Regions from separate parts of the Mus musculus genome. Here region 2 is linked to region 1. Evidence: chromatin loops called from intact Hi-C (ENCODE). Cell type or tissue: heart. All regions are shown on one strand. Links, peaks and the distances in the headings refer to the core of each region. The heading gives the core; the rest is flanking DNA. Region 1 overlaps Gm32633 (predicted gene, 32633). Region 2 has its middle 8.0 kb from the start of Gm39024.

Region 1 (8,333 bases), core at 150-8,149:
TCTCTGGAGAAACACCTCTGAAGGTTTGTTTGTTTGTTTTTCCCATTCCTCACGAAAGAAGCTGTTGAGTACCCAGGTAGAGTACATGGTACTGGGAATAAAAGAAGACATTGTGATCTGATCCCTGTCTTCCGGGCACTTACAGACCCTGCATGAGCATCCACTGGGGGAATCTCAGACACTAGTAATGGATATTCCACACTGTCAATATTGTGCATTCTTGTTGCTGGAAGTGAGTCACTCCATGTAGCTCAAACTCAGAGAACAGATTGACCACATGAGTTACAAAGAACTTGTGACCCTGCTTAAGAACTACCACAGGGAAATAGAGGTCTTGGTTGGGTTCAGCTAACCGCTGGTTGATCCTGATCTTAGGTGAACCTCTCTCGTTCAGTCTCTCTAACATGACCTGGAATGACATTCTGTGCTATTGTATGCCACCATAGGGCACTGGCGCTGGAATGGATTCTAGCCATACCATTCCATGTCTCTGAGCCTCAGTTTCCCTGTGTGTAGCATTACCTACCTCCTAGCAATATGGCACAGTGAATGATGATCTGTAAACTCAGCAAGTGCAGAGGCGTCTGTTTATTGGAGAAGGCAAGAGTGTTAAGGAGGCTCTTGGTGGTCACTGAAATTGAAGAACAGGCTGAAAGAAGGGATTTGTCCCCTTCACACAAAAGCTCTTTCAACTCCATAGAAAATTGCCTCAGCTTTAGTTATTTTCACTGGGTAAGAAACCTTCTGTGAATATAACTAAGCATTTGGATTCATAGGAAGAATCCAGCTACTCCTAGGATTGAACTATGACTCCAGAATGAAGTCAAGCACTCTTCTGCCTTGACCAATATTAGTCCATGTGCAAGCTATCAGAGGGAGAGCCTCTATGCAGGGCTGCAACATGGTAGAAGGTTCTGACACCATGTCTCTGTCAGTCTGGGAGATAGCCCAGGTATAACCTTCCAACAGGGGACAGAAGATCAAAGCTCAAAGGCTAGCTTGCTATTGGACCCTAGCAGAACCAACTTAGATCCAGGAAATGACATTAGCTCAATGTGATACCAGCTTAGAGCTGACAACATAGGATCAGGGGTGTGACAGGCATACCTATTTCTTAGTTACTCCTCCCATGGGAGGACAGGGACTCCCACTCCCATCCCATCCTTTCCAGATAGAGGCCCTTGCATGCAGGCCACATTCCCAGAATACCTCTGTACCAGCTGGGTGGATGGATGACTGGGAGGAGCCGTGTGTGCTTTCCCGCATCTAGATCTCTGCAGACCTCAGTGTGAGTTGGTCAGATGGAGGATTCAGACCTGATCTCCCACATCGGAGGACAGAGTGGGATCCTTGCTGTGGAGTTAACTACTGCTGTGGAACCGGCCTTGCAGACAGAGTGGCATGATTAAAATGAATCTGTCACAGTGAGCAAGGGTCTGGGAGACAACAGGGATCAACCACGCTGTTTTCACTTGGGGTCTGACCTGGTTAGAGTTGGATGGTGCCTGAGCCCTGGCAATCTCAGATGCATTTTTTCGCATATCTAGCTCCTGTGCAGAGACAGCTTAGACATTCAGGGCTTCTAGGTGTCCCCCTCTGCTTCTCCCTCCCTAGGGTCTTCTCTCCACTATGAACAACCTTCTTCTGGACATTTGAAGCTCCTAAGGGAGGGTCCTAAGAGAGGCAGGCAGAAGCAAGCATGAGAAGAACTTGGAATTTGCTGAGTGTCATCACCGAGTCTCAAATCAAGGATGGCCATTATGATTCGGCCTTTAGGATTGAATATAAGGGAGGGAAAAGCAGGGCTTCTTCTTTCCAGTCCTTACCTGAGCATTGCAGGGCATTAACACAATTGCCTGCTTCTGTTGCCTGCAGGGCCAACAGGGATAGTAGCAAGCAGCGGAAACTGTCCCTGAAGCCAAATGGAGCCTTCCCTTGGTCACCGTGGCTTTTTGGATCACCACATTTTCCTAGTTTTTCTACAAATCAATTTTCTTCAAGGAGAAGCGTTTGAATTTTTAGCTGGTACAAACAAACAAACAAACAAACAAACCAACCAACCAACCACCACCAGCCACTGCAGAGGCTACGGAAGCTCACTCAGTCTAAGGTAGCCAGCTTGTGCCTCCGGCGGCCCGGGAAGGTCACTATGGGATAGGAAAAGAGTTCACAAAAGTACCGCCTTGCTGCCCTGAGGTAGTAGGGGAGGGATGAGGAAGAGAGGTCTTCATAGAAGAGGAGGCCAGGGGTTGGAGAGATGGCTCAGTGGTTAAGAGCACTGACTGCTCTTCCAAAGGTCTTGAGTTCAAATCCCAGCCCAGCAACCACATCGTGGCTTACAACCATCTGTAATGAGATCTGATGCCCTCTTCTGGTGTGTCTGAAGACAGCTGCAGTGTACTTACATAAAATAATAAATAAATCTTAAAAAAAAAAAAAGAAGAAGAAGAGGCGGCCATGTGTTGCCTGAAAGACCTTCCATTCACACTGGGTGGTTTTTGGAGGGTGTGGCAGGGTGGTGGGGCTGCAGAGAAGCAGCTACCAACATCCACGGTCTCCAGTGTTCTGCCCATGTGCTGTCTGTCCACTCCCTCAGCAGAACATGCCTTCAAGGAAGACCCCAAGCTCAGCACTGTGGCAGAGCCCCTCCCCTCCACCCACTGAGCTTTGCTTTATAGGGAGCAAAGGCCTCTGGAGCCCAAGGAGAGAGCTCTCATATCCCCATCTCCAGTACCAGCTGGCAGCTGTGACAGGATTCCCAGGCGATGACCTCACAAACCTGTGCACTGTCATTACAATTGCCAGCACTGCCAGCCGGGAGCAGCAGAGCCCCCACTTCAGTGTGACCTACTTCTTCTGGCTCTGAAATCACACTCTGAGATTGCTGCCTCCTTCACTCCAAAGAATGCACACACACGTTTGTAGGGAGAGCACATTAAAGAGTCTCCGCCCCTCACATCCCACTGAAAGCAAAATCACACTGCAAGCAACTATAGCTAAGTGTGGGGGTTGGAGAGAAGGAGTAATGACTGTCATGGAGGCAGGGATTGCTCTCTGGGGTGTGGACAGACGCCCAGTGCCAAGCAAGGAATGAGGGTGTGGCCGCACTACTCAGCTAGTCCCTCAGACAAGGGGCTCAAAAGAGCATCATAGCACATGTTGGTTAGGATTCTCTATAGGCACAGAGCCCCAATTGGGTGAGTACGTATTATGCAGCCATTGATTAGATTGGCTTATATGATAGACACAGCCCAGCAATGGCTGTCTGCATGCTACCAAGGCTGAAAACACATTTACTGCTTATTAGTCCAATTGGCTACCTCAGCAGCCCCAATCTAATCTAGTGCTAAAGGTCTGAGGAATCCAGGAGAGTCTGGTGTTCTGTCCATGGAAGATGGGCTCCAAGGTCAGCAGCAAAATAGGAAGGACACATTTACTAGCCAGAAGCAAAGGCAATCTGGGAGTGGTGAGATAGGCCTTTTCTGTGAGTTTGAGGACAGCATAATCTACATACAGGGTGTGTGTGTGTGTGTGTGTGTGTGTGTGTGTGTGTGTGTGTGTGTGTGTGTGCAAAGGCAAGCAGGCAGGTGACTTTCTCTGACCTCTTTCTGTCTGGGTTACTGCTGCTGACAGGAACTGTCCACTTGGGGTAGAGCCTTCTCTCAGTTGACTCTTTCTGGTAGATCTTACAGACCTGCCCAGAGGTCTGTCTCTTAGTTAACTCTAGAGCCAATCATGTTGATAACCAGGATCCACACAGTGAGAGTCCAAACCATGTAATCTCACATTTCCTGTTGCAACTTTCTAGTTTCAACACTCCCAACAGAGATGGGCTCTGTAAAAGGTTGTGGACAGATCCTAATTCAGGCTGGCCACAGGTGTCATAAGGGAGGATGCTTGAGCTTGAATATGAACTTGAATTTCCCCCAGAGGCCTGGTGTGGAAGGTGTCCTTCCTACCCACGTGGTGCCTTTGAGAGTTGGCGGACCTTTAAGAGGTGGGGCCTCGGAAGAGTTCTGTTACTTACTCTCTGGGGGCATTGAAAGGAAGTGGGACCCGCCCCTTTTTTCTTCCTTTCTGTGGGCCCTGAGGTAAAAGGGATACTTGCCCCACCCTTCCACCTTGATGTCCTGATAGAGGCCCAGAGCAAAGGGCTGGCTGACCACCTCCCCAAATGAGCCACAATGACATATTTCCCCCTGTATATATCGATGTATTGCAGAGATTTGTCACAGGAATAGAAACCTGGCTGACAAAGGAAGGTTAGACACATGGGAAAAGACCTGCAGAACACATGCACAGAGGACAGATCATGTGACCAGGTAACAAGTGGGCAGCTGTCTGCAGGCCAAGGAGAGTGGCCTCCCAGGAGCCAGACTTGTCAACACCATGGTCTCAAATTTCCACTCCCTAGAACTGTAAGAAAGTAAATTTCGGTTATTTACACTGCCCAGTAAGTGGCATTTTGTTACGGGAGCTCTAGAAAACCAATACATACACCAACACATTTTGATTTTTTTTTTTTTTTAAATTTACTGGGTAGGATAAGTCAGCTGATTTCCATTGCTGCTGCTGGTGCCGGGAAGTGCAGAGCCAAATGATCAGTTGGAGTGACCACAGTGCCTGGAGTGAGTCCACATTTGGGGAATATGATACCAGATCAGTATAGGAGTGAGGGAGTGGTAAGTGAGGGGCGTGGAGAGTGGGGGTGTGGAGAGGGAGGGGTAGGATACATTCCTTGTGAATATGGTTCCCACCTCATAAAATGGGTTTGGTTTCTCTAGATCCCCATATCCCAACTTCACTGCTATGGGTGACATCTGGGACACTTATATTCTCAAGTGTGTATGCTGGCAGTGTATATGTGCTCTGAGCTACGGGGTGCCCACACATTCACCTTTCACTAGGGGACACAGAAAGGACATTTTTATTTTTAGATTTGTGTGTATGTGTATGTATGTATGCCTGTATTATGTGTGTATATGTATGTGTGCAATGTATGTGTGCATATGTGTGTACATGTGTGCATATATGTGTACATGTGTGCACATGTGTATGTGTATATGTGTGTATATATGATTATGTGTATGTATATATGTGTGTATGCATGTGTGCATATGTGTGTATATGAGTGTATGTGTGTGATATGTGTGTATGTGCACATATGTGTATGAGTATATATGTATGCATGTGTGCATATGTGTGTATGTATGTATGTATGTATGTGTATATGTGTGTTTGTGTGTGAGTGTGTATGTGTATGTACATGACCATGGAGGTGAGAAGAGGGCATTGGATCCCTGGGGAACTACCAGTATGGAAACAGGAAGGGGAATGCTGGTGTATAGCTAGCTTTCTCCTGTTTCCCCTTTCATTCAGGCTGGAGTCCAGCTCATGGCATGATGCCGCCCACATTTGGAGTGAACCTTTCCTCCTCAGCCAAATCTCTATGGAAACACCCTCACAGACACATCCAGAAGTGTGCTTTCTAGATAACTGGAAGTGCAGTCAAGTTGACAATCAAGATTAGCTCTCATCCCACCCAGCCCATCTGGGTTCAGGCTCCAGACATTCCTGCATGGAACCCAGACTCCTGGGGAGAAGCACAGCCATGAAACAATGGCTAGAATCCACACACGGTGAGGGCTGCCAGCTGCTCCAGATTTCCATGATCATGCACCAGACGTCTGCCATCCCACGGTGTGGCCTATGTTGAAGCTTCCTTAGTTCCAGAATGGTTTCCAAGCTTGGTTCTGTGTCTTGGCCCCCACTTCCCTGATTAAAGGACAGTTGGGCTGATCACTAGGCACTGGGCCCATGAAGAGGAACATGTTGATGTATGTGAGCATTCCCAAGAACAAAGCACTGATCCATGATATAATGGGCCAGGCAGTAGCATTTAGTGGAAGCCCTCAATTCTTCAAGGTGGGTGTAATTAACATAATGGGCTTCAAGTTCTCAACAAGGACAAGGGGCAAGTGTCCTGACTTTCAGAGCTGTAGGGAATGGAGGTAAATCCTGGAAGAGGCGTTCTCTGTGGCCCAGGGATAGCCTCTAAGACACTGCCTCATATTGGAAATCGGAAGAGTGGGGAATGGTTTCTCATACAAATGCCCATCACAGGACAAATGTATAAGCACGTGTAGCATACTCAGTCAGGAACAAAAACTCATGCATCCGTTTGTGTGGTTTCATTTGCATGGAAGTTGGTTTTCTTGGGAGAATCCATACAAAGTATAGTCAGTTCTCCATACTTGTAATAAGTCTATGGAGCTATGTGCGTTTTAAAGATATGAAAAATTTCTAGCTCACAGATACGGAAGCTGAAAACCCATGACCAGATGACCCCATCTGTACCACCCCTGCTGAGAGTCCTCTTGGCTGGCAGATGGCAGTGGGGGGAGTTAGTGCAAGAGGAAGAGGTCACATGGTAGAAAAGGGAACCAGAGAGAGGTGGGAAAGGGCCAATCAGGCTCCAACAGGCCTTCCTTTTTAAAGCCCCCCCCCCCCCCACCACTGAGTGTCAAGCCAGACCCAGACTACAGGATGAGGGTAAGCAGGTTAGTGATGACAGGGTACCCAGGAGCCATTAGCACAGGGTTTCATTCTGTAGTGACAAAGGGGTCCTCGAAGCAGACAGAAACAGTGAATGTGTAGCCCTGGGTATCCTGGAAACTGCTGGCTGGACATTTTAATGGGAAAAATTTGGATGTTTTACATGCTTTTTGTTGTTGGTGGTGATTTTTTGTTTTGTTCTTTTGATTTTCATATCAGCTGCTAAATTAGGTTGACTATGTTATAAGACATGCCAACCTATCATTCAGTAGCAAGCAAGCTTTTTAAGCTTTTTTTTAATATAAAAACCCTTTTTATTCTTTTTGAGTTTCCCATTATGCACCCCAGTTTCTCTCATCTCCCCATCCCCTCATATCCACCTTTTGCCCTTGCAACCTCCATAGACAAAATAAAAAACACACAAGCAAAACAAAGCAAAAAAAAAAAAAAAAAAAAAAGAAAGAAAGAAAGAAAGAAAAAAAGAAAAAGAAAAGAAAAGAAAGAAAAACTTCCAAAGCCTAGAAAATATCTCATCATGGATGCCATAGTGTTTCACACCGTGTCCCACAGTATATCCCTCTGTCCACACATCTGTCCACATATCTTCACTTGCAAATGTTCATTGCAATAAGTCATTGATCTGGTTTGAGATCTCTGGCTTCTGTGACACCATCAATATTGGTTCCTAACCAGAACTCCTCCTGGTTATCCTGCTGTTGCCCTGGGTCATGGAGATCCTGCAGTTTTGGATCAGCAGGACTGGTCCTTTCATGCATCCAAACATTTTCAGATGATACGGATTTTGGAGCGGGCCTGGGTGGTAGCTGATGTGATGAGCATGCTGACTTTCCTTTCACCAACAGGGCAAGCTCTCCAGTACTGCTCTGGCTAGACCACCCAGTGCTATCATTCCGCCATAGCAGGAGGCAGGTTCAGCCCTCTTGATCTTGTGCCCTCAGGGCTGGCTCACCCACACTCCTGCCTCCCAGGCCAGCTCCACTGTGATGTCTACTACAGGCTCAGCCTGTGAGGGGCTGGACTATCTTTCTTCTCACACACTCAGGGCTATCTTGCCATGTGTCTTCACCATCAGGGCCAGTTCTACTCATATCCCAGATGAGGAGTAGGGCCTATTATCCTGAGTGCTTCAACCAGAGAGGGCTCTCATGGCCTTGGAGCCAGCTCTCCTAATTACCGCAGGTGGCTAGCCGGGATGGCATCACTTCCACAATCCCCTCACACTGGGGCCAGCTATTAGACGCTCACACCCTTGGGGCCAGCTCACCTATGTCTCTTCCATCAGGGCCAGCTCTACTGTACTGCTCAGGTAAGGTGCAGGGTGGCGGGGGCGGGGGTGTGTGGGGCTCTCCCGAGTGCCCCGCTGCAGCCCACAAGGGGCCGGGCCAGCTCTCTGGACTGCTGCAAGCGGCAGAGGTGGGAGAGGGGGCATTACCCCCCGCAGCACCCCCTTCCCCCCTGCACCCATTCTACCTCACAGCAGGGCCAGGCTTTTCCACACTGTTGCCTTTGGGGCTGGCTCACCTGTGCCCCTAACACCACGATCAGGTCTGCTGTGCTGTCCAGGGGAGGTGCAGGGCCTGCTCTCCTGAAAGCTGCAGCTGGTAAGGGACATGAATAGCTTCCCAAGCTCATGACCTTGCAGACAGTTTTCCCAACTACTGAGAGTGGCAAGGAGCATGGGGGAGGACATCACTCCCACACGCGTGCCACCTCACAGCAGAAAAGTGGAGGGATCAGCTCTCTCACACTCATGCCAT
Region 2 (8,333 bases), core at 136-8,135, 59 kb before region 1:
ATAGATGTGGAGAGCCGTGCCGCGAGCAATCGCCATTATAAGATGGCGCTGGCTTCCACTGCGCCTAACTAGTAAATAAGCCTTATGCGCAAGTGCAAGAGTGAACTCACGCCTAGTCACTGCCCATCTCGCGGGGTAGTAATGGGGTGATGGGCGAGCAATGAATCAGGAACTGTCACGCCACATCAGGTGCTGAAACGTCACGCTGCGGGCTATATAAGCAGCGCCATTTTCACGTTCGGGGTCTTCCCTCCTGATAAGTAAGCAATAAAAGCTTTGCCGCAGAAGATTCCGGTTGTCCTGAGTGTGTTCTTGCTGGCGGGGACAAAAGCTCGGGCAATACATAGAGAATCCTCAAGCGTTCTCAGGGGACAAGACCTCTGACAGCACCACGGAGAGCCCTTTCCAGCTTCCGGCTCACTCAGTGGTAGGTGGCTGGTGGAGTTTGGGACCCTCTGTTGCACCTGCTCTTTAGCATGGGCATTTGTTTGTACTTGCCTGTGCCATCAGATCTTTTCTGGACCATCTGTGTCTTCTATGCAGAGGCTGGGCCCAGGGGAGCTGCAAGGCTTCTAAGGAGCCTGAGATCATGGCTCCCCACACAGGCAGAGACAGCCCCTTTTCCTGTCACCTCCCTGTGACTTTGGGGTGCTGGACTATGGGCATCATCTTTCCCTCTGTGATATGAGAAGGTGGAGGCTACCCAAGTCTTGCCTGGGTGTAGACTCCTTTTCACTATACAACAATTAATACCTCCCTCCACTTTTTTTTTTTTTTTTTTTTGAGACAGGGTTTCTCTGTATAGCCCTGGCTGTCCTGGAACTCACTTTGTAGACCAGGCTGGCCTCGAACTCAGAAATCTGCCTGCCTCTGCCTCCCGAGTGCTGGGATTAAAGGTGTGCGCCACCACGCCCGGCACCACTATTCTTGAACAAACTAAAACCCCTTCCCAAGAAAACGGCAGAAATACTGTGAGAAATACACACATGCCATTTAGAATCTAGTGCTAGTCAATAGAGCCTGTTTAAAGAGGATGTTTCTGGGGCTGGAGAGAAGCCCAGCAGTTAAGAGCACTTGCTACTTTTGCAGAATACCTGGGTTCAGTTCCCAGCAATCCATATAGCTGGGCTACTCACAACCCTCTGTAGATCCAGTTTCAGGGATCTGATGCCCTCTTCTGGCCCCCACAGACAGCTGGTATGCTCATGATACACAGACACTCGTGCAGGCAAAATGCTCATATATAATATAATAATAATAATTCATAATCACAAGTAATAAAAAGATTCTTTTTCATTCAGAGAAGAACAAATCTACTCTAATCACAAAATTTTGTCCAAAATTCACAAATAAGACTCTAGTATAAAAAAGCCTGCAGACGCCGGGCGGTGGTGGCGCACGCCTTTAATCCCAGCACTTGGGAGGCAGAGGCAGGCAGATTTCTGAGTTCGAGGGCAGCCTGGTCTACAGAGTGGGTTCCAGGACAGCCAGGGCTACACAGAGAAACCCTGTCTCGAAAAAACAAAAAACAAAAAAGAAAGCCTGCAAACAACCCTTAAAGAAATGAAAACAGATAAACAGACAACCATAATCTCCCCTCCAAGAACAAAAACAACAACAAAAAAGCGAGACACTAGATGACTACAGTTATGTTCTGGGGATTTTGAGTAAAACTTAAAATGATCTAGCTTTGGTAACCATAAAAGGCAGACCAAAATCCACTCAGACTGCCTTCCCCTCCTCTCACTCTCTCCAAGAAGAGAAGATGGATTGTTAATGGCACAGGGCAGCGGCAGGAAGCAGCACCTACAGCCAGCTTCACACACAAGAGGGAACTCCACCTCACAGCCTTGGGTGCCCTGCACAGAAAAACTTCTCTAGTAATGAACTATTGAGATGAGCTCTGTGATGGTTTGTATAAAGCTTGGACCAGGGAGTGGCACTATTAGGTGTGGCCTCATTAGAGTAGGTGTGTCACTGTGGGTGTGGGCTTTAATACCCTAGAACTAGCTGCCTGGAAGGGAGTATTCTGCTAGCAGCCTTCGGATGAAGATGTAAAACTCTCAGCTCCTCCTGCACCAAGCATGCCTGGATGCTGCCATGTTGCTGCTCTGATGATAATGGACTGAACCTCTGAACCTGTAAGTCATCCCCAATTAAATGTTGTCCATTACAAGACTTGACTTGGTCGTGATGTCTATTCACAAGAATAAAATGCTAGCCAAGACAATCCCTGAGAACAGTCTTGAGATTACGTTTCTTTTAGCTTAAACACTGACTCTTATGGTGGCTTCCGGGATGTATGGACCTTGCCAGGTCTCAGTGGCCCTGACCAAGATTGGTGCATTGGGCTTGAGCCTTGCTCATTAGACAGTCACAGCCCTGCACAGCCAGAGGAGTACGCAGTGCACTTCTTGACTTTTCTCTCTCTTGAGTACACTTGTCATTGTCCCCTGGGCTGGATTCTGCCACTGGCTAGAGAGTGGAGGGAGGAAGAAGCAGCTGGAGGGTCCCCTAGTCACTGCTACTACAGAGCCTTAGAAGCGTAATAGAACAAAGTCCAGAAATAGACACATTGCTTCTGGGCTTCCCTGAGCAGGGACACCCTCAGAGGAGACGTGAGGCTTATAGGTACCCAGATCACACGGCCTAGACATACAGTGGCTGATCTCTGTTGACACAGAGAGCTGGTCTTGCTGCTTGTCTTCCTGTCTCTTGGGTGCCTGGCATCAGCTAAGGAAACAGGCTTGCTCTTCCAGCTCCACACTGCCTCTCTCAGCCTCCCAAATCCACAGCCAAGGCTGTGAGATAAACACCAGGGGACCCCGATCTGTAGCTTCAGCCGAGTGTGTCTGTGTGACTTAGATTCACAAGCTGTGCAGAGAGCAAGTGACCCAGTAGCCAGGCAATGTACATTTGCAGTGGGATGAGTAGGATGTTATTCCTTGTCTAAGTGGATACCTGCTCAGGCACACTCACTTGGGAATCCTTTTTTTGTTGTTCTGGGAGATTGTCATCCCATCCAACCTCCCAGCTACCATTAACTACTATTGTTTGCTTTGTTTACTCCTGGGAGACTTCTGAGAGCCTCCTATAGACCAAGCAGTTCTTGGAGGCTCTAGTGCAGAGATCTTGACACCAAGTGTGTGTGTACCAAGGTTCCTATATTCTCCCAATCCCGAGAGACAGGGAGTGGAGTGTGTGCCCTGTCCAGGGCTTCCACAGTAGGGATGTCAGTACTGGCTTTTCAGAAGCAAGGAGCCACTCAGAGCTGGATCTGTCTCCACTGGTCTGGACATAAACTATCCATAGAACTGAGGTAGTTAAAAACCAGAAGACTGGAGTAAAAAGGGCCTTTTGCATTTTTAAGAATTTCCATACAACCCAAGGCAAAGGAAATACAAATATGAGAGCATTTCTAAATGGAGTGTGATGTGCTGCTGTGCCCTCAAATAGAAGAAGCTAAACAGCCCCTCCTCTAGACTCCTTTCTTAAGCACACCATCAAGGAAGAACCCCTGGTGGCCCTGGTGCTCGGGGGACCACTGTCTAGCCTGGTGAAATCTCCTGGGAGTGCAGGCCATTAAAACTGTGTAATGTGAAGCCCGGCATGGTGGCACACGCCTTTAATCCCAGCACTTGGGCAGATTTCTGAGTTCGAGACCAGCCTGGTCTACAGAGTGAGTTCCAGGACAGCCAGGACTGCACAGAGAAACCCTATCTCGAAAAACAAACAAACAAACAACCCACCCAAAACTGTGATGTGAAGTTGCAGAACTGGTGATAAAGCTTCCCACTGGGCATCCAGGCAGGTGGGCTATCCTGTGTACACTGAACAGCTACCCCTAGGAGGCTGAGTGGTGGGGTAGGGATGGGGACAGGCCAGGGGAGGGCTGTTGTTTCTTAGATCCAGGTGGCCTTACTGGAGTTATTCAGGCAAGAATTCTGCTCCTTCATACCCAATCGTCCCTTTGAAGACAACACTCAGACAAACGGAGCCAGAGAGAATGCAGGGTGCCTCCATCCGCTGAGGAAAACCTAAGCAGGTGCTTTCTGCACTGGGTGGACTAGCTAGTCACCAGCATCTCCATCCCCATAAGCTAGAGGGGAGAGTGTATGGTCCCAGCACTGTGCACGGGGTTCAGGAAGCCCAGGTACCTTGCGCTCCCTGCTGGGGGCTGACGAAACCCCTTTACCTATCTGACTACCCAGCATCTGCTCTCAATGCACCCAGCCAGCCCAGCCATACTATGGATTATTAATGCCAATTTTCATGAAGAAAAAAAAGTTTTTTGTTTTTTTTAAAATTGGAGTCTCACTATGTGACTCCTGGCTGGCCATAGACTAGGCTGGCCTTGAATTCAGAGATCTCTCTGCCTCTGTCTCCCTAGCGCTGAGATTAAAGGCATGTGTCCAGATATATCCATGAGTTAAAATTTTTATTTTTTAATTAATTAATTAATTAACTAATTAATTAATTAATTAATTTGAGAAAGGGTTTCTCTGTGTAGCCCTGGCTGTCCTGGAACTCACTTTGTAGACCAGGCTGGCCTCGAACTCAGAAATCCGCCTGCCTCTGCCTCCCAAGTGCTGGGATTAAAGGCGTGCGCCACCACCGCCTGGCCGAGTTAAAATTTTTAAGCAGATGAAAATAGAATCACCAATGTAATTTTCTCAGTATCTTTCACAAATACTCTATCAAGCCTTTATTATTTCATCTATAAAATGTGTTTTAACATTAAAAAAAAACTCATAAAAAATAAAAGCATGCATCACCATGAAAACGTATCAAAACTGTCTTTTTAAATTTCTCATTCTTCCTTTTGGGCTGGGGTTATCTGGAGAAATCCTCAAGATGGTTCTGTCGTGGCTGAGTGGCCAGGGAAATGGACCTTGTGCGTACAGACCCTGTTAGCTGATGCACTGTCGCCAAACTATTTTCCATATATAGGCCCTAGGGGTGTTGGGTGTTCCCTGAAGGATCCTGGATGCCACCCATGGGCTTCCTGGAGAGCGCCTGACCCAGGCCCTGGAGGAGTTGGCAGGGTACATTCTCCCTCTTTAGCCTGGCATCCCTGGCTTCCAGGACTGGTACTGCTGGCCAGCCAGGGCTAACCCAGACACTGATGTGTGTTTGAAGCCAGCTGCCACACAAAGCTGCATTGTGGACCTTTGGCTGGCAGGCACAGCACGTGACCACAGAGGGTGGGTGGCAGCCAGATGGGTGTGCCCCACTGCCTTCCTCTGGGCTGGATTCTGCATCCTTCCTTCTGACCCACACAGTGGAAGCCCAGCTAGTTAAGGAGCCATGCAGAATGAGAAAGTACCCCTAAGACCTCCCTCCCTCTGTGTCCCTCTGTGCTCTCAGCAACCAGGCCCAGCTTTACCCAGAACCTTATCCCTTTGTCTCTGTCACAGGCTTCTTATACCACAGGAGCTTGACTGTCACATTTTTTCCTGTGAGAAGGACCACAGGGACAGAGCAGGGCTTTGAGGAGTTGGCTGGAGCCTCAGCTCCCTCATTCCACCCCCACTCCCTTTTTTTTGACCAGTTGGCTCTGACTTCCTGCCTCAGTTTGGGCCACCATGGCTGGAGGAGGAGAGAAGCCCCTAAAGTCAGGGTTTCAACTTACCCAGAAGCGCAGTTTCACATCTGAGTAAAACAGCAAGAACCTCCTGCCCAAGTCACTGACTCTTTCCTTGAACTTCAGGCATGAGTGGGTCTCACAGGCAGAGACAAATCCATACAAAGACAGCCCCCCTCCACTGAGACCAAGTGAAGAAATGGTAGCTTTTCCCTAAGGGGAGTCTGTGTGCAGCTCCCAGACACATTCCTTTCCCTTCCAGACACCAGACAGCATGCATTGCACGTGGGGTGTTATAGCTCAGATGTGGAGTGTTCCCTCAAAGGTCTGGTTCCCAGCTGGATGTTTCTGCTTGGTGGTGGGACCTTTAAGAAAGGGGACCTACTAGGAGGAAGTTGGGTCACTGGAGATGTATCCTTGAGGCCCAGGCCCCTTCCTGTCCCTGCTTTGCCAGGCACCATGAAGACGACAGCCCCTTCATTCCACCCATACACTTCCTGCCTTGTGTTCTTTGTGCCACAGGCTTGAAGACTTAACAAGGCCAAGTAACCATCGGTTGACACCTCAAAGAAACAGGAGCTCTGGAATCGATTTTCCCACTTTTAAGTATGGTATCTCAGATGGTTCTGTCACAATTGCTGGGAACTGGCTGAGAGTTTTGTGGTTGGCCTTCTTGCCTTTCTAGCCACATGGTGCCTGAAGCCTAAGGAAGCTACAAAATGAGGCATCGTTTCTGTGTGCTAATGAGGGCTCTGGTGGCCAAGGTTCTCAGACAGCCTCAGGATGGAGATCCCCATACTAGACGGTTGGTAGTTCTTAGCCCCACCTTGACCTGGTGTCTTAGTCAGGGTTTCTATTCCTGCACAAACATCATGACCAAGAAGCCAGAAGGGGAGGAAAGGGTTTATTCAGCTTACACTTACACACTGCTCTTCATCACCAAAAGAAATCAGGGCTGGAACTCAAGCAGGTCAAGAAGCAGGAGCTGATGCAGAGGCCATGGAGGGATGTTACTTACTGGCTTGCTTCCCCTGGCTTGCTCATCTTTCCTTTCCTTTCCTTTCCTTTCCTTTCCTTTCCTTTCCTTTTCTTCTCTTTCTTCCTTCCTTCCTTTCTTTCTTTCTTTCTTTCTTTCTTTCTTTCTTTCTTTCTTTCTTCTCTTTCTTTCTTTCTTTCTTTCTTTCTTTCTTTCTCTCTCTCTCTCTCTCTCTCTCCTTCTTTCCTTTTCTTCCTTCCTTCCTTCCTTCCTTCCTCTCTCTCTCTCTCTCTCTCTCTCTCTCTCTCTCTCTCTCTCTCTCTCTCTCTCTCTCTTTCTTTCTTTCTTTCTTTCTTTTTTTGACTGGGTTTCTCTGTGTAGCCCTGGCTGTCCTGGAACTCACTTTGTACACCAGGCTGGCCTCGCACTCAGAAATCCACCTGCCTCTGCCTCCCAAGTGCTGGGATTACAGGCATGCGCTACCACTGCCCGGCTCAGCTTGCTTTCTTATAGAACCCAAGATTACCAGCCCAGAGATGGTCCCACCCACAAGGGGCCTTTCCCCCCTTGATCATTAATTGAGAAAATGCCTTACAGCTGGATCTCATGGAAGGCATTTCCTCACCTGAAGCTCCTTTCTCTGTGATAACTCCAGCTTGTGTCAAGTTGACACAAAACCATCCAGTACACCTGGGATCAGGGGCAGATGAAAAGACAGAACTTCTCATTAATGGTCAGCAATGTCTTTCACCATGCTTACCCAAGGAGACCTCTGAAAAGGGCTACAGAGACAGTTTTGAGAACTTCTGCTGAACCCATGGAGGATGGATGTCCCGAGGAAGAGAAGCGGAGGCTCATTGTCCCTTCCATCTACTCTGCCCTTTGCATCTCTCCTACCCAACCCTTCGTCTGCATGCCTCAGTACTACTCAGGCCTGAGGACCTGAGTCAGTTTCCAGGCTCATGTAAGGCTTTGGCTTCAATAAAACAAAATAAAGTAAAATGATATAAGATTCAAATACAAGTTAAAAAATGAAACCAGTAAGTGCAAGCAGTGTGTGTGTGTGTGTGTGTGTGTGTGTGTTTGGAGGTTTTTTGTTGTTGTTGTTTTCTGAACTCTGTGAGCTTTCCAATACATGTTTGAACCCAAGGAAGAATTCTTAGAAGCACACTGATTTGTAGCCCATGGGTCCAAAGCACAGGTGACAGGAAGGTGTCATAGCTGATATATGAGATGGGACTAAGTCCTCAGCCTGTGGGACAGAATGCTCTTGGTTTGTGGGATACCTGCTCAGTATCTACAGGGTTGGGGACTTGAGAGAGATCAGTGCTGTGTGTGTATAGAGCAGGGACACTAACTAAGTAGTGGGCTTTCCCGTCTCCTCTGCCTGGCAGCCTTGCAGGAGTCTGGGATCTGGGGAGCCAGACCAAGCTGCTCACCCTCTTTATGTGCCTAGGCCTGCTCCTTCTCCTGGCTAAAGAGACAGTTCCAGTATAAGCCTGGGTGGCCAGCATCCCACTCTCCAGCCCCTATGCAGGTCCTTGTCCCACATACCCAAGGCATGGTATCTTCTGAAGGTGGGCATTGCCCCACCCCGTGCTCCCCAGGTGGTGGCATGCTCCTCCACAGCTCACCCCTGGTTAGCTTTTATTCTCAACTTGACCCAGCCAAGAGTTACCCGGAAATAGGAAGTCTTAACTTAGGGTGTGCCCAGGTCAAAATGGTCTACAGTCTTTCATACCTGTGAGAAATAATCTTGATTGTACAGGTAGG

What was found. Peaks named below come from ENCODE experiments on the same cell type or tissue, not always from the same donor. Only the 100,000 strongest peaks of a DNase experiment are listed, where the experiment ranks them.
Region 2: a loop joins it to region 1, with 1.9 times the contacts of the local background. A loop is called at or near these places in 2 of 42 quality-filtered maps.

The regions. Positions count from the first base shown.
Region 1 is chr7:64,018,934-64,027,266 of GRCm38, forward strand. It overlaps Gm32633 (predicted gene, 32633), which reads left to right. Exons shown (of 6, transcript NR_169109.1): 5 at 1-23; 6 at 1,876-2,476. Among named protein-coding and RNA genes, the nearest start is that of Gm20670, 34 kb to the right of the region's middle. In heart, for the core only: no CTCF peak of the experiment used is centred there; no DNase peak of the experiment used is centred there; H3K27ac peaks cover 2,529 bases.
Region 2 is chr7:63,960,183-63,968,515 of GRCm38, forward strand. It overlaps the pseudogene Gm51514. Among named protein-coding and RNA genes, the nearest start is that of Gm39024, 8.0 kb to the left of the region's middle. In heart, for the core only: CTCF peaks have their summits at 4,183 and 5,077; a DNase peak (open chromatin) is centred at 5,069.